Linked DNA regions of Homo sapiens: region 1 is linked to region 2. The links are chromatin loops, found by intact Hi-C in ENCODE. Cell type or tissue: GM12878. All regions are shown on one strand. Each heading gives the region's core, and the rest is flanking DNA. Links, peaks and the distances in the headings are about the cores only.

Region 1 (11,349 bases), core at 1,746-9,745, 74 kb before region 2:
ATGACACTGGCTGCTAAGGGAAAGAGTAGTTGTGGTAGCCAGCTTTCCAGATGGCCCACAGTGATCCCTGTTTCCTGACATTCACATCCATGTGTGATCCCCTCCCACAATGAATGGGGCTGACCTATGTAACCAATAGGATAGTGCAGAAATCATAGTGTGCGACTTCCGTGACTGGGTCATAAATGACACTGTGGTTTCTGCCTTGCTTTCTCTTGCAGTGCTTACTCCAGGAGAAGCCAGCTTCCATGTTGTGCAGATGCTCAAGCAGTGCTTGGAGAGGCTCCTTGTGGAAAGGAGCCGAGGCCTCTGCTGACAACCAGCACCAGGTGAGTGAGCCTTTTTGGATCCTTCCACCCCAGCTGTGCCTTTGGATAACTGCGTCCCAGCTGACATCTTCCTTGATGTTAAGAGACTCCAATCCAAAGCCATCCAGAAAAGCTGCTTCTAAATTCCTGACTCACAGAAACTGTGAGATAATAAATGTTTATTATCATTATTATTATTTTTTGAAATTTTCCAATGAATTTTATTATCACCAGCATCTTTAAAAATTAAGAGGAATTCTCTGAGAGTATATATAAAAAAGAAATTAAAGGCAAATATTTTGCTGTTAAGGATTTAAAAATAAACAGAAACATAGAGTATAAAATTTTCATTTCACTGTCCCCTCATTTAAAATTATAAGAATATAAGCAAATAACATCCAATGTCAGAAGAGATTCAGGGTGACCATTTGCAGTATTTAATGGCAAATTAGTAGCGTCATGAAAAATTTCAATTCATTTAAAAAAATAGCTTTCATTTAAATAATAATTATGTTTAACTTTATCTCTGTATATAATTAGACTTTCTTTTGGCTTAGACAATTCCATTTTCTCCAACTGGGAGCTGTGAAGGATCAAGTCCTACTTTCTTCATTGATACGGCAATATCAAATAAATAGTCATAACACTCACACATGGTTTTGGCCTTCTCTCATGTTTCCCCCCACACATATACTCCATGACGTCTGACCAGTACTGCACAGGAGTCTGGGTATTCATTCATTGCATGAGCCATTCTATCTTTGAAGTCTTTCTCCTCAGGTGTATTCTCAATAATGGGTGCCACTAACATATCATCATATCTATAATACCCTCCAGAAGTACATTTCTTTATTCCTTTGATCATCTCTTGATGGGTAATTTTAAACTCCCATCCTCGAAAGAGAAGGGTGGCCATCACAGCAGCTTTAGAGTGGGTATGAATCACCGCACCTGCTCCTCTCATTGTGTAAGCATTCATGAGAAGAGGAGTACACTGGCTTTATTTTAGCTTCTTAGATGGCGAAGGTCCACTTATGTCCTTTTCATTTATATCACAAACAAACATGTCTTCAGGCTGAATTCGTTCCTTTTGCACTCCTGAAGGAGCAATGTAGATTTCACCGCCATGCCTCAAGCCAATTCCTCCTCCAGTCCCAGTGACCCAGCGCAAATGGTAAAACTGTTTGCAAAGTTCTGGGATCAGGTATCTTGGATGCTCCTTGTCCTGCGCTCCGCATCTCGGGGAACAACAGTCTCCCTCCCGGGCGTCACAGCCAGACATGGCCCAGACCAGGGACCCACACGGCCTCCAATCTCTGCACGGCTTTGCGCGCGGTGCTCAGCCTGGGATGAGGCAGCCAAATGTTTATTATTTTGAGCTATTCTGTATTGGGGTAATTTGTTAAGCAGTAGCAGATAACTAATACAGTAATGAATGAGGCATATAAGATTCCTACTCTACCCTTATGGAGACTATCAGTCTAGCAGTGTAGGAAGGGGAGGAAGGATAGATAAAAATAATTAAATCTAATAAATAAATAAACAAGTATAAATTGTGGTAAGTGCTGTGAAAGAAACAAGCAGGATGCTGAGCTAAGACAAAATATATGCTGGGTAAGCTCATTTAGATAGGGTGGGCAACGGATGCCCCAAGGAACCCCTTAAGCAGACTCTGAAAAGTGAAAGAGCTTGGAGGAGCCACCTGCACCCAGATACAGAAGCTCCCTTCTAAGGATGACAGAGACTGCCTGCCTTCCCTTCACCACTCATCTGTGACTAATTTTCATTATTCACACTATTTTATTTACAATAAAATTTAACAGACCAGAAGGGGTGGCTCACTCCTGTAATTCCAGCACTTTGGGAGGCCAAGATGGGGGGATCACTTGAGGTGGGGAGTTCAAGACCAGCCTGGGCAACATGGTGAGACACCCCACCCCCCTCACCGTCTCCACAAAAAATTAAAAAATTGGCCGGGTCTCATGTCATGCACCTGTTGTCCTAGCTATTCAGGAGGCTGAAGTGGGAGGATCTCTTGAGCCCAGGAGTCCAAGGTTATAGTGAGCTATGTACGGGGAAAAAAAGTCTTTATGGACTGAAATGTAGCAGATATCACCTGTGCATTCTGCTTCATTCCTTTAAGATGTGCTTCATCGTCACTGGAGCTACATACCATCTTCCAGTTTCTAATCCAGTCTCTTCTTGTTACTCTTCATCATGTATGTGAAGTAGGCCAGGGTCTCCTTTTCATTCCCTGGTATGTTCCTGAAGTGTCAGCTGACAGTGTCTGTTAACTGCACCTTATTGAGGCCTGGCCTGGTCTGCAAATTGTGGTGCCATGTATAACAAGGTAGAGAAATAAACTTCTACCTGATATTTGGGAGTCTCTTGATTGTATAGCTTAACTGATTCTCTACCCAACACAGAGGGACCAGTGCCTCCATGTGGGGTCTTGGAGGCCATGGCTTGGGGCTGGCTCTTTATTCTAACATCAGTGGGGAAATCATTGGATGGTTTTAGGCAGCAAAGCAAAGTGATCTCATTTATTCTTTAAAATGTTCACTCTGGTTATTCCCTGGGTTTGTGCTAAGTCTCAGGTTTCTAATTTATAAAACAGGAGTCTGAGACAGAATTTTCCACCCTGCTTATCCCCACAAAAGTCTCTCCTTTCCAGGCTAAACATTCCAGTTCTTTTAACCAACCTTTATGCAGTTTGGCCTCTTCATGATCTTTGTTATTCTCTGCAAAATTGACATGTGGTCATGTCCTCTGGATTTGGGGTACTTCAAACTCCAGCCCAATGCTCTATCCATGGTATGTCCAACATTGGGCAGAGCAAGGCTGCCAGCCCTCTTGTGAGATCATTTTTGACATGTGTTAACATTTCCGATTTCATTGCAAAATCTCTTTGCTGCTAACCCTGAAGGTGAATTGTATGAAATCATTCTTTGCTACTGTGGAACTGTTTCCCTCTATCAGGCATTCTGTCTACAGTTGGCAACATTAGGACAGAAACACCAGGGGTCCATGCATGACATTGCTTCTGAGATGAGCTTGGGCAGGAGATGGCCTAATTGAGATTTAGGTATCACCCTTGTGAGAGTGTCAAGTTCTTTTGAAAAGTGGCTACACTGACAATCTTTACATTTAGAAACACTGAAGACTTAAATCTTAGTTCCAAAGTAAGTCATCTGAGAATGATGCTGCAGATGGGTCTGAAACCTGATGGGTAGTTCTCATACAAAGGATCAGCTCTGCCTGGAGTTCAGATAAAAGATCACACTAGCTAATTTAGATACAAATGATAACTTTCCAACTGGGGTAACAGATAAGTGCTTCCAGAAACAGCTTCTTTAGGCAACGAAGCCACAAATGGCTGCCTTCAGAGAGAAGGGAGAAATGGTAGAAGACAGAGAAGAATTTAGGTCAGCCAGAATGGGGGCCCAAAAAAGTCAAGTTCAGAAATAATTTAGCAGATAGGGATCCAAAGAATATGTGGTTTGCCTGACAAATGACATTCACTTTGAAAGTGAAAATGAAATTGGAGAAAGCAAAATTGCTGCATAATAGGTCCCGGAGATTGAAAAGATTCTAGAGGAGAAAGGAGCTGTAAAGCCTTCCTAGTTAAGCACAGAATTGGAATGTATGAATTTTGGTCCATCAAGAGTCAGGTGAAGATCACACAGATAATGGCTTAATCCCAACCAGCTCCAAAATGACATTCATTAACAGAGCATCTCAAGCTCTTGACAAGCGTGCCTGACCAGGCTCACGCTGCCTTCTCTCAGCATCGCTCATCCTGGGTAGAACTCTCTAACACAATAAGACCACATAATTTTACAGTTAAGCCTAGGAAAGACGGAAAAAGACTTTTACCCTGACTGTCAAGGGGCCCAGAAAGAGCTAAGGAGGTGTAGGATGGGGGAAAGATGGTGTGCGTCGAAACTGAAGAAGCACTCTGGGGCTGGCAGAGTCTCACCCGTGCAAAATAATGATCCTTGGCCACCTCGCAAAAGGCACATGGACTTCTGCCTAGGGACATCTGGGCTTCATTCCTGCTCTAATGAACGACTCTCTGTGAGATTGTTAGACTACTCACTTCATCTCTGTGAGACTCATTTTATTCACTCCCAGGAGAAGTATAATCATATCTATTGACTTCTTTCTACCTCAGAGAGAAAAAGTTTACACAGTGCTTTCATCAGCATTAGCTTCTCATTTAACCCTCACAATAATTCTGTAATGTGGCATGATTGGCTCCATTTGATGGATGAGGAAACTGAGGCTCAGAGGTGTTAAAGGACGTGCCCAAGGTACAGACCCAAGTGGAAGAACCAAGACTGGAACACAAATAACCTGATTTCAAATATAGGTCTCTTTCTTGGACCCCGTGACCATTTATTGAAGGAGAAAGAAAATGAGTGCTTCTTCTGGGATAGAGAATAGTGTGGTAAACAGCATTGGTTTTGGAATAAGCCAACTTGGGTTCAAATCCCAGCTTTGTCATTTTCTAGTGGCATCACTTGGTCACACAAACCTTAGTGTCCTTGTTTGTAAAATGGGGATCAAAATGGTCTGGTCCTTCAGTCATGAGGTTATTGTGGATTGAATGTCTACAGCATGTTTGGTGAATCACAGAGCAAGTGCTCAATGAATGGAAACTTAGTCTCCTAGCCAGCCGGCCATAGGAATGTGCTGCTTGATGGGAGAGTGATTAGGAGGGATGGCTCTGAAGTCAGATAACATGGGTTTGAATTCTAGTTCTGCCATTTATTAAATGAGTGACATTAAGAAAAGTATTTGACTTCTCTAAGCCTCCATTTTTTCATCTGTAAAATCAGATAAATAACAGTCTATGTCTCATCTTATTGTTGTGAGAATTGAATGAGGTACTTGGAAGAATGCCTGGCACATGGTGGGTACACCAGAATTATTACCTATTATAGTGCTGTTGTCCTGTAACTGTTTATTAATGAACAGGAGGAAGGGCTAGGGCTTTATGAAAGTGAGCTCCAGAAACCAGTATACCACTTCCCCATAAAGTAAGTCCAGAGTGAAACATGGGGCTAGTGGGACATAAAGAGTGTTTTTCAGTTCCCTAGACCTGCAGCCATATTTGCATTTTGGAATCATCTTAATCTCAGTGTTTCTTCTCTCCAGCATGCTTTGCAGTGAATCCTATCTCATCACTCTGTATAATGGCTGCTTGGCATTCTTGCCATCCTCTATGGGTTTTCACTTTCATTTCATTAGTTCATTCACTCATTTATTCCCTTTTTCATACGTACATTCATTTACTCATCTATCTGTTCATTCTTCCATTCCATGGACAGTTCTTATGTATCTCCTAGGTATCAGACCATGTTTCTTGGGAGTGTAGCAATAAATCAGACATGGTCATGCCACCTCAGAGCCTCTAGAGTACTGGGGGACATGAGACATGTGTATAAATCCCAAAGTATGAGGGAGGCGAGGTAAGGGTCACTAGAGAGGGATGGTTAATTTGGAGAAGGACAGGGAGACATAGTTCACAGTCCTCTGGATGGTGAGTCATGAGGGAGGCAGCTTGAGCTGGATTTGGGTGGGAAAAGGAGGCTCCATGTAAAATAGCAGCACAGCCAAAGACTCATGGGCTGAGGAGAGAGGTGAAAGGATGCCCGCCTGGCTGCCTGAGCTCTGAGCCTTGCGGTGGACAGCTCTGTTGTGTGTGTGGGGAGACGGAAGGGAGCCAGTGTGCCAGTGTGCTGTCCGAGTTGCAAGGAGCACAGAGACCAGGAGCCGGATAGACACAGGTTCACATCCCAGCCCCACCTCACACTAGCTAGATGGCTTCGCTTCTTAAGAGTCTTGGTCTTGGCTGATATGGGGATCATACAGCCTTTCTCATGAGAGGGTTAAAGGAACTCAGATTAAATAATATATGTGGAAAAGTACTCCTATAAGACACAGATCTTGCATTGGAATAGAAGGCAGGATCTACTTTTGTTGCCAAATGACAGTTTCATCAGGAATAGTGGTAACAGCAGGCTGTGACACCATCTGAGAGCTGTCTCCCAAACAATCTCATCTTACTTTTCCTGTAGGTAACCGATCTGTCACTCACTCAAGTGCACACCCATGGAAACTCTAAATGGCAGAGTAAGTTCTGGAGATACAAACTGATAGTTTTCCTCTGTGTCCTCTTCTTTCCCATCACCATTTAGGCAGGGAGGAGGCTCTGTGCCTTCTTACCTCAAGGGAAGTTCTTGATAGAATAAAAAGCAGGAGTTGCTTGCAAAATACTTCCCTTTCTGCCTTTTGCTTCCCAAAATCTAAGCTCACTGAGGAGAGGAAGCCTAGTGACCTCAAGGGAGACTGCTACCAAGGGAAACCCTAAAAGAGAGACTAAAGAAAGGATCGATAGAAATCAAGTAGGGGCTGAAAGGTCAGCAGCAGGACCCTAATCCTGGTAGGCATCAGAGGAGAAGGGCTGCCTGGGTTCCAGGCTTGGTAAATAGCACTTTGCCCCAGAAGCAGCCAGAAGCAATGAACCCCAAAGGACCATATGCAGTTGGGCTGTCTTAGGCTGATCTGTATAAACAAATGAATTTGCCCTACTCTGGGAGAAACCCCCAAGAAGACTGAGGCTAAATTCTCTACAGCTTGCAGGAGGGGTGGCTTTAAAATGTGATATTGCTTCCACCTTTGCACATATGAAATGGCATTCATACCGCCTCAGCTATAATATACAGGTTCACACATTTTCAGTCCATTTTACTTGGAGATGTGTTTGGGGATACATTATTTGCATAATCTGTTGAACTACATATTTAATCAAGAGCAAAGTGCTTCGTTCCATATACAATTTTCTTGCCATGACATCACAGCAGGAATAGTCACTGCAATGCACACTTTTGTAAATGTCATCACTGCCTAAAATTTGGATCAATCAGATCATGAAGCAATTCCACCAATCAGACCTCAGCTGGGCTGGCCAGCCACACGCAGAGGCTGCTTTCAGAGTACTCAGACTGGCCTGCCTTGAGGGGTGCTGTGGTACCTCGTCTGCAACTTCAGCCACTTGACTTACCTGTGGCTAGTATGGGGTACCAAAATAATAGCTATCGTCATTATAGAAATGTCTACAATAGGACAAAGGCAGAACATTTAAATCACGATATTCAAAAAGACAGAAGTAGAGACCAAAATGTTGATCTTGCTAGTCTATGACTTTTCTGTAGGTCTGCTTGGCTTTAGCTACTTTTGATCTCTATTTACAAACATAAAGTTCTCTTTGCTTTTCACAAGTCACATCTGGTAGGTGATAAGGATTGAGGTGGTGGTGGTAGTGGTAGTGGTGGAAAACTTGACCGTAATCTGTTCTTTCTTTACCCCATCCCAGAGTTCAATATACAGGTACTCAAACTATATTTTCCAAACTGTATAGAACTTAAAAGAGTGAGTTTCACTGGTGTAATTTAATGACATAGGCCTCCTGCTGCTAAATGCCAGAGATCGCTTCCCAATTTCTATCTCTTTCTCTTTGCAAGACCCTAGAGAACCCTACCTCCCAGTCAATTTCATAATAACAACATAACTTCTATCCTAGCTGGAAATACCTCCTTTTCAGGTTAAAGTTCCTTTACTCTTTATGGTCATTTACTTTACAGCTAACTATTGCAGTCGATCCCACAGCAAACCCAGCCCTTGCTCAGCCCATCTCAGTGACAGAAGGAAAAACACTATGTATGTCAGATCATGGTCTATTGCCTCACATGCCTGAGTCTCAGCTAGATGGATTGTGGGGCCACAAGTGAGTTGCATAATTCAGGTGCCAAGTGGATGTGCTGGGGAAGAGACTGCACAGGGTCTGGAGCAGGTCGAGGCCCTCCATCAAGGTGGAGGTTTCCATGTGTAGTTGGATATATGGGTTTGAAGCTCAAGGGAGAGGACAAGGGAGATATTGATGGGGGAGTGATGATATGGACACAGATACAGTAGAAGCCATGTGAGTAGGTACTGTGACCCAAGAAGTGGGCAAAGAGCAAGAAAAAAAAGGGAATTCAGGATGAATTCCCCAAGAACGCCTGTATTTAAAGAATGAACAGGCCGGGTGTGGTGGCTCACGCCTGTAATCCCAGCACTTTGGGAGGCTGAGGTGGGTGGATCACGAGGTCAGGAGTTTGAGACCAGCTTGACCAACATGGTGAAACCCCGTCTCTACTAAAAATACAAAAATTAGCTGGGCCTGGTGGTGCGTGCCTGTAATCCCAGCTACTCAGGAGGCTGAGGCAGGAGAATCGCTTGAACCCGGGAGGTGGAGGTTGCAGTGAGCCGAAATCAAGCCACTGCACTGCAGCCTGGGCAACAGAGCAAGACTCTGTCTCAAAAAAGAAAAAGAAAAAAGAATGAAAAAGGTGAAAGATCCAGGGAAAACTTCCTGCAAGGGTGAATGTAGAGGGAAGAGTAAAATTCAAGGTGGGTGCAGTTTAGATGACAGAGAAGAGGGTTCTAAGTGAAAAGATATGGCCAAACTTGTGAAACGCTTTAGATATATCAACACAAAGTTGAGTAACTACAAGTTCACTGGGTTTGGCAAATACAAGGTAACTTTAGAGGTGGAGTGATAGAAGAAAGAGGTTGCTGAAATACGTACTATTTCAAGCAGATGATCACAGGTTTCAAGAGTGGAAGGATCAGCTTTGAAAAGAAGCTTTTCTTCCTAAGGGACCACAAGAGAAGAAATAATAATAGATGGAAATATAGTTAACTGTGGAAGTGAATGGCCAGGTCAGAAGCTGGAGGGAATCTGAGAATAATTTATATGTGGTAACATTTACTATGTGAGGTGAGACCGGTGGCATAGCGACAGAACAGATGTGGAACAGGACTTGAGAAAAGTGGTGGTGGTTTGGATCAGTCCTGTGGGGAGTGGGAGAGGAGACAGAATACGAGGTTGTGGTCAGATGGACAATGTTTTGAAGTCAAGGTTTCAGAGGTAAATGTTGGCAGGGGCAAACTGTGGCCATAAATGTGAGTTCCTGGAATGGAAGAGAAGGCTATGAAAACAGGTAAAGTGAGATTCTGGAAGAAGAGATGCTGGAAGGATCTCTTAACAGATCTCAAGGGCATCTGAGATGGCAGCAGGGGTTGGGGATGGAGAGGAAGACTGTGAACTGATGCCAACATTGAGCAAATGTTGAATGAATATCTACTTTATGCCAAGCACTAGATGCCATGGTCTCCAGTAAACACAGAGGATGAATTTAAATATAGTTCAAGTGTAAGTAGAGGGCTGGTGGTAGGAGACGATGATACAGCCTAGTATCGTGAGTCATGGAGTCAGAGGGTCTTGGAATCCCAGGGGAATGGACATTCCTGCTAATCACCATGGGACCCAGGAGAATGCAAACCCCCTGGGTTGTAGGCTGTGTGTTTTAACAACGTGGTAGTGAGGATTGTGGGCAGAAGAGCAGCCTCCCCTGGAGAAGGCTGCAGAGAAGCAAAATCATTAGGAACACACCACGTGCCTAGCCATGTGTTAACCACTTGAATAACGACAGCGTTTGGCCCTGCTCTGAGGGTCCCTGGAACCTTTTTGGGCACCCATCTGTGCTGCCAGACCTTGAAGGGTTTACTGTTTCTCTCTGCTCTGTTGGCTAAGCTCTGCTCACACAGGGATAATGAAGGTCTCATTTGCCTCCGACAATATGGTGCCTTTCTGCATAATTTACATGTTTTCTTCAAGGCTCAGACACTAAGTAATGAGGTAACAAATTCTGGTGCAGGGTCTTGCAACTGAGACATGGAAACCCAGACTCCACGCCTTTATTCTTCTGTGATCTCTTCCAGGGCAAGTTTGGAGCTGGGAAAAGTGTCTCCCTGTCTTGGTCTTGGCAGGCACCTGTTAAAGAGAGGACTTGGACATCTCAGGGTGACCGGAGGCATCTAAGTGCTAGCTCTATGTCACTGTCACCTTCTGAAATTCAGCTGCAGTCAGTAGATTTATAAATACCTCTCAAAGATTGAATTTTGTTTCCAATTTGTAAGAACATTAACCACCACTTATTGAGTACTATAAGTGTCAGCTGTTCTGCTAAGGATTTACATTAACTATTTTTTTAAACCTGCACATCAATGAAGTAGATTTTTTCTTTCTTTCCTTCCTTCCTTCCTGCCTCCCTCCCTCTCCCTTTCTTCCTCCCTTCCTTCCTCCATTCCTCCCTCCCTCCATTCTTCCCTTCTTCCCTCCCTGCCTTCCTCCCTCCTTTGCTTTTGAAGGAGGTAATTGAAGCTTAGGGAAAATCTGATGTGGAAGACAGAGGTCCTGATGAAGATTCACACCAAGGCAGTTTGACTCCAGAGCCTGCCCACTTAGACACTACCAGATCACTTCCTTAGGTCTTCTATCTCAGTCATAATTTGGACTCATTCTATCAGTGTAGTATCAGTGTTTCCGGACTGACACATCAATTCATTCATCAACCTTTTACTGAATATCAACTCTGCTGGACCCCATGGGAGAGGGCCTTAAGGAGTTTAACATTGGTGGAGTGTAAGGCAAAGCCTGAAGGTCTCTAAGGCTAGACTGGATACAGGAGCCAGCTCAGCTCACAGAGTGTGGTGTTGGCCCCATTCAGTCTTCTGCAGGTGATGTGGAGACAGAGGATTTCAAGTAGTGGAGAGAATAGCATGCAAACCAATATTCACCACCCATCTGCTGCGTGTCAGATACTCAAGAGGGTGATGAGGCGGGAAACAGTTAGGCAAGCCAGGGCTCTGGCACACAGCATTTTAGGACTCTCAGAGTGAGAGCTTTCTGAAATTTTGTGCCCTAAGCACCTGGCTTGCCTGACCCTCATCCAGGCCCTCCGAGGATGTTATTTGTGAGTAACGGATGAATACTACTCAGATCTCCACCCTTAAAACATGATGGACTTTGGGGAGAGGAGGAGAGGAGTGGATAGAGTTACATTTAACCACTTTCACAAGGAGTGACTTTAGGAGTATTAGATATTATTGATGTTCCTATTAAAGATGAAAACCTAACTATATCCATAAC
Region 2 (11,349 bases), core at 1,646-9,645:
CACTCTGTGTATTGCAGTCTGTCAGAGAAATCCTATAATTATTTTTTAAGTGACAAAGTTTTAAGGAACAGCTAAATAAATGTAGCTAAATTTAGTGCACTGTCTGTACAATGAAATGTGGCAGGAGGCAGAGATATGATCAGTGGCTGGTGGAAAGAGAATTTTGCTACTATCCAAAAGGTGGCAGCAGAAATTACCTCAATTAACTTAACAAGAAGCCTGTTCTACTCTGCCAGCCCGCCCGGGAACCCTGGCATGCACCTTTTCTCTTTCCTGCCAGGATTCCAGGCCTTCCTTACCAAGCTGTCCCCGGCTCCATCTGCTGCTCCCGTCTGAGGCTGATCCCCTTGCCCTAGTCACGTCCTGCCTCCTCCCTGAGATACTCCAGCCCAGCATTCCAGAAGGAACAGGGTCAGGAGTTCACACCTCCAAGAAACCTCAGTGCAGATCAGCATCTAACAGGGAGATCAGATAGACAAAGCAAGGGCCCGTTTCTGCCCTCTACATACTCCATAGAAAACGAGAGATTTTCTACAAACCCAAAAGCATAAGATCTTGGGAGGAAACATGATCCATACCTCATCTAGCTGTTCATTTAATTGTTTTTGTTTTTTGAGATGGAGTCTTGCTCTGTCGCCCAGGCTGGAGTGCAAAGGCGTGATCTCTGCTCACTGCAACCTCCGCCTCCTGGGTTCAAGTGATTCTCCTACCTCAGCCTCCTGAGTAGCTGGGATTACATGTGCCTGCCACCACACCTGGCTAAGTTTTGTATCTTTAGTAGAGATGGGGTTTCACCATGTTGGCCAGGCTGGTCTGGATCTCCTGACCTCAAGTGATCTGCCCACTTCGTCCTCTCAAAATGCTGGGTTTACTGGCATTAAGCCATTGTGCCCAGCCTAAGCTTTTAATTTTGAGAATCTACTCTGTGCTGGATTTTTAAAATGACTTAGATAAGTGAATGATTCCTTAAGAAAATATTTATTTTGCTCTTACTATGCGCTACATACCCTTCTAGGTTCTGGGTTTACAGCAGTGTACAAAAGGGAAGTGCTTGCCTGCAAGTAACTAACATTCTACTGGGGACACTAAACAAGATAAATAACAAGATAAATGGAAAGACTACATGCTTGGTTATAAAATTACGTGCTTGAGAAGTACAAAGGAGAAAGATAAAACAGGATAAAGGGCATGAATTGTAGAGGAGGCTGCTACACTTTTAGATGTGTGGCCAGGGCCAACCTCGCTGAGAAGGACAAGGACATGAAGGTGGTAAGGAAGCAGCCCTATACTGTATGAAAAGACACTGAAGAGGAAAATGTTAAGTGGGCTGTTGGAGAAACAGAATGAGTACTGCAGGCTCCTGCTTGAGAAGGTCAGGGGGAATTGGAGAAGAGAGATATGTTTAAAAACTAATTACTATTCTAAGTTCAATGTAGTGGTTTAGGCCAGGGATCAGCATACTATGTGTTTTTGTACAGCCTGTGAGCTAAGATTGGTTTTACATTTTTAAATGGTTGGGAAAAAAATCAAAAGAAGACTATTTTGTGACACATGAAAACTATATGAAATTCAAATTTCAGAGTCCATAAATAAAGTTTTATTGGAACAAGGCCATGCTCATTCATTTATATATTTTCTATGGCTGCTTTTGTGCTATAATGGCAGAGTTGAGTAGTTATGATAGAGAACATATGCCCTGCAAAGCCTAAAATATTTACTATTTGGCCCTTTACAGAAAACATTCACCAACTCCTGCTCTAGGCAATACAAGAGAGTGGTTAGTCTTTGGTTTTGGGGTCAGGAGCCCCTGATTCCAGGCTTGGGTAGGGCCACCCCTTGGTGGTTGTAAGACTTTGGGCAAATGGTCTATCTACTCTGTGACTTTTTCCTCATTTCTGAGATAGGGACAAAAGTGCTGTATTATTAGTCCATTTAACGTTGCTATAAAGGAATACCCAAGGCTGGACCATTTATAAAGAGGTTTATTTGGCTCATGGCTCTGCAGGCTGTACAAGAAATATAGTGCCAGTATCTGCTTCTGGTGAGGGCCTCAGGAAGCTTTAAATCGTAGCAGAAGGTGAAGGGGGAGAGGGCCTGTCATGTGGCAAGAGAAGGAGCAAGAGAGAGGGGAGGATGTGCCAGCCTCTTTTTAACAATCAGATTTTGCATAAACTAATAGAGCAAGAACTCACTCATTACCATGTTACCACCAGGAGGGCACCAGGCCATTCATGCATGAGTGATCTGCCCTGGGGACCCAAACACCTCCCACTCAGTCCCACCTCCAACACTGAGGATCACATTTTAACTTGAGATTTGGAGGGAACAAATATTCAAGCCATATCAATTACCTACCCTCTTAGGATAAGAATGAGAATTGAATGAAATAAAAAAAATATGAAACACATAGTAAGTGCTTGATATTTGTAGTCATTATAATGATTACACATAGTAAAGTAGGAAGGTAGGATAAAGAGATTTACGGAGTGAGGAATGTTTGTATCCCCCTGAAAATTCATATATTGAAGCCCTAACCCCAATATGATGTTATTTGCAGGTGAGGCCTTTGAAGGTTAATCAGATTCAAATGAGGTCATGAGGGTAGAGTCCTCATAGATGAGCGCCCTTAAAAGAAGAGACCAGAGAGCTTTCTCTCTCTCTCCCACCACCATGTGAGGACACAGAGAGAAGGTAGCCACCTGCAACCCAGGAAGAGAGCCCTCACCAGAACCTGACCATGCTGGCACCCTGATCTTGGACTTCAGCCTCCAGAAGTGTGAGAAATGAGTGTCTGTTCTTTAAGCCACCCAGTCTATGGTGTTTTGTTTATGGCAGCCTGAACTGACTAACCCAAGGTAGGAGCAACTATCTTTACCTGGGGTAGTCAAAGAAGTGGCCACTGAGGATGAGCAGAATTTCCCTGGGTGGAGAAGGAAGGAAGGAAAAGGCAGAGGAACACATGTGCAAAAGCAATGGTGATATGAATGAGCATGTGAATGGGCCTGGGGTGTTTGCAGACAGGAGAGGACAGTTCTGGCCACTTGGAGCACAGACAGCAGTAATGGAGGTGAGAGGAAAGGATGGGATTTGGTAGAGCTAAGGCTGGAGAGGCACATTTGTGAAAGGCTTGCATCTCATACTCCGGGTAGACTTATTTGTTACGTTCTGCCCATTTGATATTTGAAGAGCTCCATTCTCCGTCCCCGAAGACATTTTAGACTATAGGGAGAAATGTCAGCTAACAAGATGACCTCCTATTTTGTTCTTTCATGGCTGTGGATGGTTCCTGAGCTCCTTCTCTGTGGCTAACAGCTGCTAATCATGGGGATATACTGTGGTGAATAAGAAAGACACGACCCTTGATGTCAGGGAAAAAGAGTGTTATGAGAAATAAGGATTATTTTTTAAAAAGAAAGGGGATGGGCACAGTGGCTCATGCCTGTAATCCCAGCATTTTGAGAAGCCGGGGCAAGGGGATTACTTGAGCCCAGGAGTTTGAGACCTGCCTGGGCAATGTGGTGAGAGCCCTAATTCTACCAAAACTAAAAAAATGTGCTGGGTGTGGTGGGATGCACTTGTGGCCCCAGCTATTCCGGAGGCTGAGGTGGAAGGATCACTTAAGCTTGGAGGTTGAGGCTGCAGTGAGCTGTGACTGTGCCACTGCACACCAGCACAGAGAGAGGTCCTCTCTGGAAAAAAAAAAAAAAAAGAAAGTAAAAAAGGAATACAAGATGCTAAGGAAAAAAGTATACTGCAGCATAAAGTTTTTAAAGAGTTTTAAATATGCAAGTGATGTTATCAGTTTGAGGGTTTTTTGTTGTTTTTAGAGATGGGGTCTTTCTATATTGCCCAGGCTGGCCTCGAGCTCCTGGGCTCAAGTGATCCTTCTGCCTCAGCTTCCTGAGTATCTGGGATTACAGATATGAACCACCATGCCCAGCACTGGCCATCTTTTTGAGCTTGGAGGGAGCACAAATGAAAGAGGCTGTTGCTGTAGCCCATGGAATAAATAGTGGTAGCTTAAGCAATGGAAGTGACTGTGGGAATGAGGGAATGGACCTGAAGAAAAAGGCGTGGAAGAAAGAATTCACAGGGCTTGCTGACTGGGTGTAGAGTGTGAGGGAGAACAGACAATGGGCAGAAATCTGCCTGTGCAACTGCTGGATGGTGATGCCATTTGCTGAGATGGGGAATGAGAGAGATCACTGGTTTTAGCGGAGTGAGGTGCAGTGGGGATCATCAGCTCAAGATTAGGGATGTTGAGTTGGAGATGCTTGTGGGATCATACCTTGAAGCATTTTGCTATCTCATTCTGAAGATCAGGGAAGAGATCTTGGGCTGGAGCTAGAAATTGAAGAGCTGTTAATAAACAGATGGTAACTGATGCCCTGGGGTGGCTGAGGTCACTCAGATGCTGCCCCTCAGCCATGGAATAAACCCTGCATAATAGTCTGCCTTTTGAAAACAGACAGACAGACAGACACACACACACACACACACACATGCACACACACACACGCAAATATTCAATCCCTGGTGACTCAGTGGCATGTATCTGGCCCTGATTGTGCAGACAGTTTTACAGGAAGTTGCCAACACAATGAACCATCTGAAGCTTCTAATGAAGCAATTATAGTATGTGGAAGGAACAATCAATCAACTGTAAACTCAGTGGTGAGAATTTTACCGAGACAGAGGGTCGATGACAGGCTTGCTGCGGTTAAGTCAAAGAGAGTAACTTGATCCCTTATTGGAGATGAAGTACACATAATATGGGAAATTCCCAACCCCTCCACCAACAGTCACAAAGAAAAAAATTTCTGTAACAAGACTGCTGCCTCCCACCAATCAGTGCTGCTCTCAAAACTTGTCATGAAATCCTCCCCCCCAAAAAAATTGCCCACATTTTAGGATATTATGCTTCATAAAGACCTTTTTACCCCAGTGAGATCTCTACAGGTCATACCAGTCAGTGCTCTACCCTTCTCATTTGATTCTTGAATCTCAAAGAGCTGTGCTAAGGGAGATGTCCCATCTAAGGCAATGATTATGATATTCTTATTTCCACTGCTCTATAGCAGTCCTCTGCATGTATTACTTCTAATTTTCATAATGAGCCTGCAGAATAGGTATTATCTGGCTCAATTTATGAGGAAAGAGAGACTCAGTGTTTAAATAACCTGTCCTATGTCACGGAGCTCAGATGTGGCAGAACTAGATCAACCCAGGTCTTTCTGACTCCAGAGTGCATCTCCTTCCCCATGGCCTGACGCCTTCCAGTCTGTCTGAACACCTTGCATGACCTGCCCTCTGTTAAGTCCATTCTCTTGACTGCTGGGATATTAGAAGATTCTTACTGAAATCCCCACCCATTGCACTGGGCTTACCTTCTAGAGACACTCATATAAAAGATTTAGGATGCTTGAAGACAGCAATCATACCCTTTCATTATTCTCCTCTGCAGTAAACACTTCCAGTTTCTTCAGCCCTGTCCCATGTGCTATGGGGAGGCAGCCACTGCTGGCTGCCTTCCTAACAGCGACTCTCTCTTCCCCCGCAATTTCCTTGCCAGAAGCTCACCTCCTACTGTAGAAGCTGAAAGGGCCAGAAACTCACTCCTAAGAAGTGAATACTGAGAAGTTGATTTTGGAGCTAGGGAATGAGGACATTGAAGAGGCAGAGAGATGAATGTGGCATAAAAGAAGCATCTAGATCCTGATCCTGACCCCCACCAGCTGTGGGCAACTTGTTTAAACTCTCTGGGGCCTCAGTCTATTTGCCTCTAAAATGGGGATGACTGTACTCACTCACTGCAGGGTTGTGCTGAGGACAGAACGGCATTAAGCATATTAAGCACCCAGCATAGTGCTGGGCACAGGGGAATTACATAGTAGATGGATGCGGTTATTTTTATAACCATTACTGAAGATGGGAGCTGCAATTCTTCATGGACTTTTGTTTACTTAATGCAACGTATGGCATGAGATTCACACATAGATTAGGCAAAGGGACATTCATATCCTAATGTTTATTCATGTATATAATGTTTCCCCTCCCTGCAAAATATAACAAGCAGTAATATTTGTGCATGTGGATTCATTATTTATTGATTCTTGGTCTTGCTGGGTAAAATGTTATCCCAACCACAGGTGCCAATATTTGTCTCAGGAAAGGAATTCTCATATTTTAGGAAACATAGATACATTGTTTAGCCTTTCTTTCAAGAAGCTTACAGTCACTGAAAGCCAAAGATATAGGTGTAAATTATAATTACTTACAGAATTCAGTAGAGTAACAGGCTGTACAGAATTGCTGCCTAAAAATAGGCTATATGCCATACAGGCTAGGTGTGTAGTAGGCTATACCATCTAGGTTTGTGTGAGTACACTCTGATGTTTGTATGATGACAAAAATCACCTGATGACACATTTCTCAGAACATATTTCCATTGCTAAATGATGCATGACTATGTATACACACATTAATGTAAAAATACATATATATCTATATGCTTATATACATTTATACATACACACATGCATTCCTTTGTTCTCCAAATATCTGATTACTCTCCCTTCTGGGAACATAGGAGACTTAATGTCTCCCAATCCCCTTATGATGGGCTGGGGTCCTATGACTAGTTCTGGCCAATGAGTTGTAAGCAGAAGTGACATGTGACTTCTGACATGTGTCACTTCTGGATTAGAACATTTAATTGGCAGGACACACCCCTTCAATCTTTTTTACCTCTGCCATAGTGACTAGCAACATTTAGATCAGTGGTTGCTTGATCAGCTTTGGTCCCAAGTAAGGGAATTTAGAACAGAGCTCTCAGCTGCCCCTCAGTGTACTGATAGTGTGAACAAGGCAGAAACCTTTGTCACCAGCAACTGAGACTTACAGATTGTTACCACAACATAGCATAGCCAGTCCCAAGACTGAGGGCCTCCAGCAGCCCAGTGTTTACAGGTGTAGCTCATGGCTTCAGCAGAGGAAAAATCTCTCCCTTTTCAGCACCTTAATGGGCTGTTTCATGGAGAGACCCTCTTTGCTTTTCTTTTGTTGTGTCCTATCTTTGTATGCATCACCGAGGACAGGAAGATGTTGTAACAGAGTTGGCCAGGTCTGGACCATGTGGCTTTCATCTAGACAATGGAGAAGCACTACGATAGGTGGTCCTCCTGGAAGCATTTCTCAAACAGAATGAGGGAGACAGCACAGAAAATACAACAGGGACTGTGACCCATGGGCATAGCTAAGCGTCTTTTCTTTCCCTTTTTCTTTCTTAGCTTTGTTTCTTCCTTCCCTCTATAGGTCTTACTTCCTCCCCTACTTCTTATCCATGACAGTACTTTTTCATATTTCAGAAACAATGTTATAGCTTCCTTGGTGTCCCCAGTACTCAACATAGGGACTCAGTAATTGTGGAGGGAATAAGCAAATGAAAGAGGTTGTGTAAGATAAGACAGAGCCAGAATGAAGAAGCACATTTTGTTTTTTTCTGTGACTGGGAGATCAAACATCAAACAATGGATTATGTTGACAGAAAACCTTCCAGGATAGGCCAAAAAATGTTTAATTCTCACTCTCTCTAGAATTCCCTTTAACAAACGCAACCAAACACCTGGGAATGAGAGACCTGCCACTGTATTATCCATTTGATTTCAAACTGGAAACCCTAGACAGATTCCCTTGCCTGCAATTAGCCAGGTGGAGCACAGACAAGTTAATATCAACAGCTCATCTTAATGCCTACGCTGTCTCCAGAATCCAGGGAAAGGTGTTCTTCCCTTTAATCCTCTGTGGCAGGACAGATGGCACTTACAACCCAACCCAGCACTGGGGAAGTGTTTTTTATGCCACCAATTAAAATGCATTTCCTCCACTGCGTCCATCACTTGCACCTGCAGGACAACCAGTAGCCTCACCATGAGCCTATTCCATCTGATCGCTCCCTTGTCCATTGGGGCATGTTGCTACAAATCCAAAAAGTGTTGCCAAGGAAGAAAGTGAGAGTTGCATCTGTACTGGAAACTTTCTAGTATGCTCCTAGAGTGTTCGGCAAATTCTTTTATGTTCTCATCCAATTGACAATTACCGTGAACCTGCTATGTGCCAATTGATACTAGAGGGAAAGGAAAAGGTAAACAAGACTGCCCTTGAACTCAGTCTTGTAGAAGAGACAGATTATTAAGTAACTAAAATTCATTGTGAAAATACTCTAAGTAGAGACAATTTCAGGTACTGATGAGCACAGAAAAGGGAAGGCTTACTAATTTGGGGGAAGGGCCCAAATCAAGCCTCAGTTATAGAGAGGCCATGTAAGTCTATATTTGTATTAAAATAGTAACCCATGTTTTTATAGTGCAATATGGTTTTAAAATCATTTCCACATATTTGTCTCATTATTTCCAACAACCTTTGTGTAGAAATTACTCTTCTTCTCTATTTACAATTTAAGGAGTTAGGGCTGAGATAGGCTAAGAGATTTGCACAAAATTACAAACAAAAATGGAAAAGCAGGACTCATAACTAGGTTTTCTGATTTTGGAGTTTGTTTTAAACTTATTTTGAATTGATCAGGGTTCTCAGCTGCAAGCAACAGTTAACAACAAAATTAAAACACACAAACAAACTAAAAACCTCTCTGGCACTAAGCTTGGAGTCTCTGTAGCCAAAACCCAACCAGGATCGAGAACTGACAACTGAGCTGGTGAAGTCACCAGTGTAACCTCCCCTGAGCATTAGATACCATAGCATGCATACCTGAAACCACCAACATGCCTTGTGCTGCCCCTTGAACTTCTGCTTCAGGTGCTTCTAAAAACTCAGTAGAGTTGCCCCACTCCTTGAGAGGTGGATTCTCAGTAATCCCTGCTTCTTGGGTTTGTTAACTTCAGGTAGAATCTGGAGTTACTGCACTGAGGGGCAGAGTCTCCATCAGGTCCCCTAAATGCAGGGAAGATAAGTGCCTGGTATTTGCAGTTTCTTTTATGGGCACTGGACTCAACTTCACACATTTGGTAATTCCCAGGCATAAGAAGGAGGCTTAGAAGGCAGGTGGCAACATTTTATATTCCCTTCAGCATTACCTCTCAGTAGCGCTTATTTCCCTGCTTAAAAATTATATTTACTCTATTTGGCTGTTTCTCACTCCCTGAAGTCCTTTTTAACCCAGTATGAACGAGGAAGACTGCTCCTAATCGCCTCCTGCATCGTGCAGCATGACCATGCCTTCATCATCACAATCATGCCAGAAACAGCTCACTTCATTATCAATCAAACCCATTCATTTAGGTGTGTGGTTACAGCCTCTTCCCTCAATGACTGGCCAACCAAGCTTCAGAGTTTAATCATGAAAAGTCAGTGACTTTCACTTCAGAGCACTGATTGGGAGAGAAGGAACAAGAGTCCCCACTCATCTGTGAAACGAAAAATGTCTTCCTCTATTGACAGGGAATAGTGCTGGTGGCTCTGCTTTGAAAAGGGGTCACATGGGGAATGACTCGCTGTCTCAGATCTGTAAGTCTTTTAGACTCATTGATTCCTTTTTTTTAAAGGGGTGCAAGTGAACTTAAATTTACAAACCAAACCAAACAACCCCATACAAAAGTAGGCAAAAGATATGAACAGATACTTCTCAAAAGGAGGCATACATGTGGCCAAAAAGCATATGAAAAAAAGCTCATCGTCACTAACCATTACAGAAATACAAATCAAAACCACAATGAGATACCATCTTACACCAGTCAGAGTGGCTATTAAAAAGTCAAAAAATAACAGACGGTGGCTAGGTTGTGGAGCAAAAAGAACACTTATACACTGTTCGTGGGAGTGTAGATTAGTTCAAACACTGTGGAAGACAATGTGGCGATTCCTCAAAGACCTAAAGACAGAAATACCATTTGACCCAGCAATCCCATTGCTGGGTATATACCCAAAGGAATATAAATCATCCTATTATAAATAAAGACACATGCCTGCATATGTTTGTTGCAGCACTATTCACGATAGCAAAGACCTGTGATTCTTCAAGTGTGGTCTCCTGGATGGCAGCAGCAGCAACTAGGAACATTTTAGAAGTGAAAATTCTTGGGCCCCATCCCGGACCTACTGAATCAAAAATTCTGGTGGTGGAACGCCACCACCTGTGTGTTAACAAAACCTTCTGTGTGATTCTGGGGCATGCTGAAACTTGAGAATCACTACTTTAGACCAAGAAACTTCTTCTGATGTGGGCACCAAGCTTAAGATCTTTCATGTACTCAAGTATCTTTCAGTTTCCCTTAGTGAATCTGGATGGGAACTGAAGAAACTTTAATGCAGTAAATGTATCCCAGATCATCCTTTTAGGTAAGTCAGCCTCAAAGAAACCTACTACAGTGGGCACTCCAACAAAATAAGGACTAACCCTTGCATTATTTTATATCCATTTTCTCATTCTGCCCACATTACCGCCCCAGAAGAGAAGTCATTTTCAAGATGAAGAAACAGACTAAGGAAGGTTCATTTACTTGCCCAAGGTTACATATCAAGGAGTGGTGGAGCTCATGGAGTCTATACTGTGCTAGGTCTATGGGCATGATGGGGGACCATGGGGGGGAGTTCTCTCACCACCCATCTGTAATTATATCACAAACACCTCAACTAATCATCTATTTCTGCTAAAGAAGTGTGTCTCTTTGATCTGGTGAAATTCTCAATATTTTTTCTTTCTTGAGGAGCCCCTTTTTATAAAAGCAATTTTATTCAAATCTCCCATTAACTCTATGGCTTTGTAACAAAAATGATTCAACAGATGAGTGTAAACCAGGCAGTCCATCCTAGGAGAAAAAAGCGGAGGGTTTGAAATGGGGATCAAGTAGCCACCAAACCCAACTTGTCAGGTTTAGACACAAATGGTCTCTTCCTGAGTGCTTGTGAAATGAGATATATTTTTAAAGATGCTCCTAAGCCCTCTCTTTACTTTTATTGCAATATTTCTAATCACATAAATATCTGCCTGCATTAAATCCTATCTGTATTCGTCTGTTCTCATGTTGCTAATAAGGACATACCCGAGACTGGGTAATTTATAAAGGAAAGAGATTTAATTGACTCACAATTCAGCACACCTGGGGAGGCCTCAGGAAACTCACAATCATGGCGGAAGGAGAAACAAACACATCCTTCTTCACATGGCATCAGCAAGGAGAATTGCAGAGCTAAAGTGGGGATAGCCCCTTATAAGACCATCAGATCTCATGAGAACTCACTATCACAAGAACATCATGGCGGTCAAAGCCCAATGATTCAATTACATCCTAGTGTCTCTCCTATGACTCGTGGGGATTGTGGGAACCAACATTC

The links. Peaks named below come from ENCODE experiments on the same cell type or tissue, not always from the same donor. Only the 100,000 strongest peaks of a DNase experiment are listed, where the experiment ranks them.
Region 1: a loop joins it to region 2, with 9 times the contacts of the local background. A loop is called at or near these places in 2 of 110 quality-filtered maps.

Annotation. Positions count from the first base shown.
Region 1 is chr9:107,107,070-107,118,418 of GRCh38, reverse strand. It overlaps the pseudogene ACBD7P1. Among named protein-coding and RNA genes, the nearest start is that of RAD23B, 170 kb to the left of the region's middle. RefSeq lists a silencer at 5,251-5,390. In GM12878, for the core only: no CTCF peak of the experiment used is centred there; a DNase peak (open chromatin) is centred at 5,368.
Region 2 is chr9:107,033,023-107,044,371 of GRCh38, reverse strand. The region is part of intron 4 of LOC340512 (a long non-coding RNA gene); the gene reads left to right. Among named protein-coding and RNA genes, the nearest start is that of ZNF462, 180 kb to the right of the region's middle. In GM12878, for the core only: no CTCF peak of the experiment used is centred there; DNase peaks (open chromatin) are centred at 4,691 and 9,371.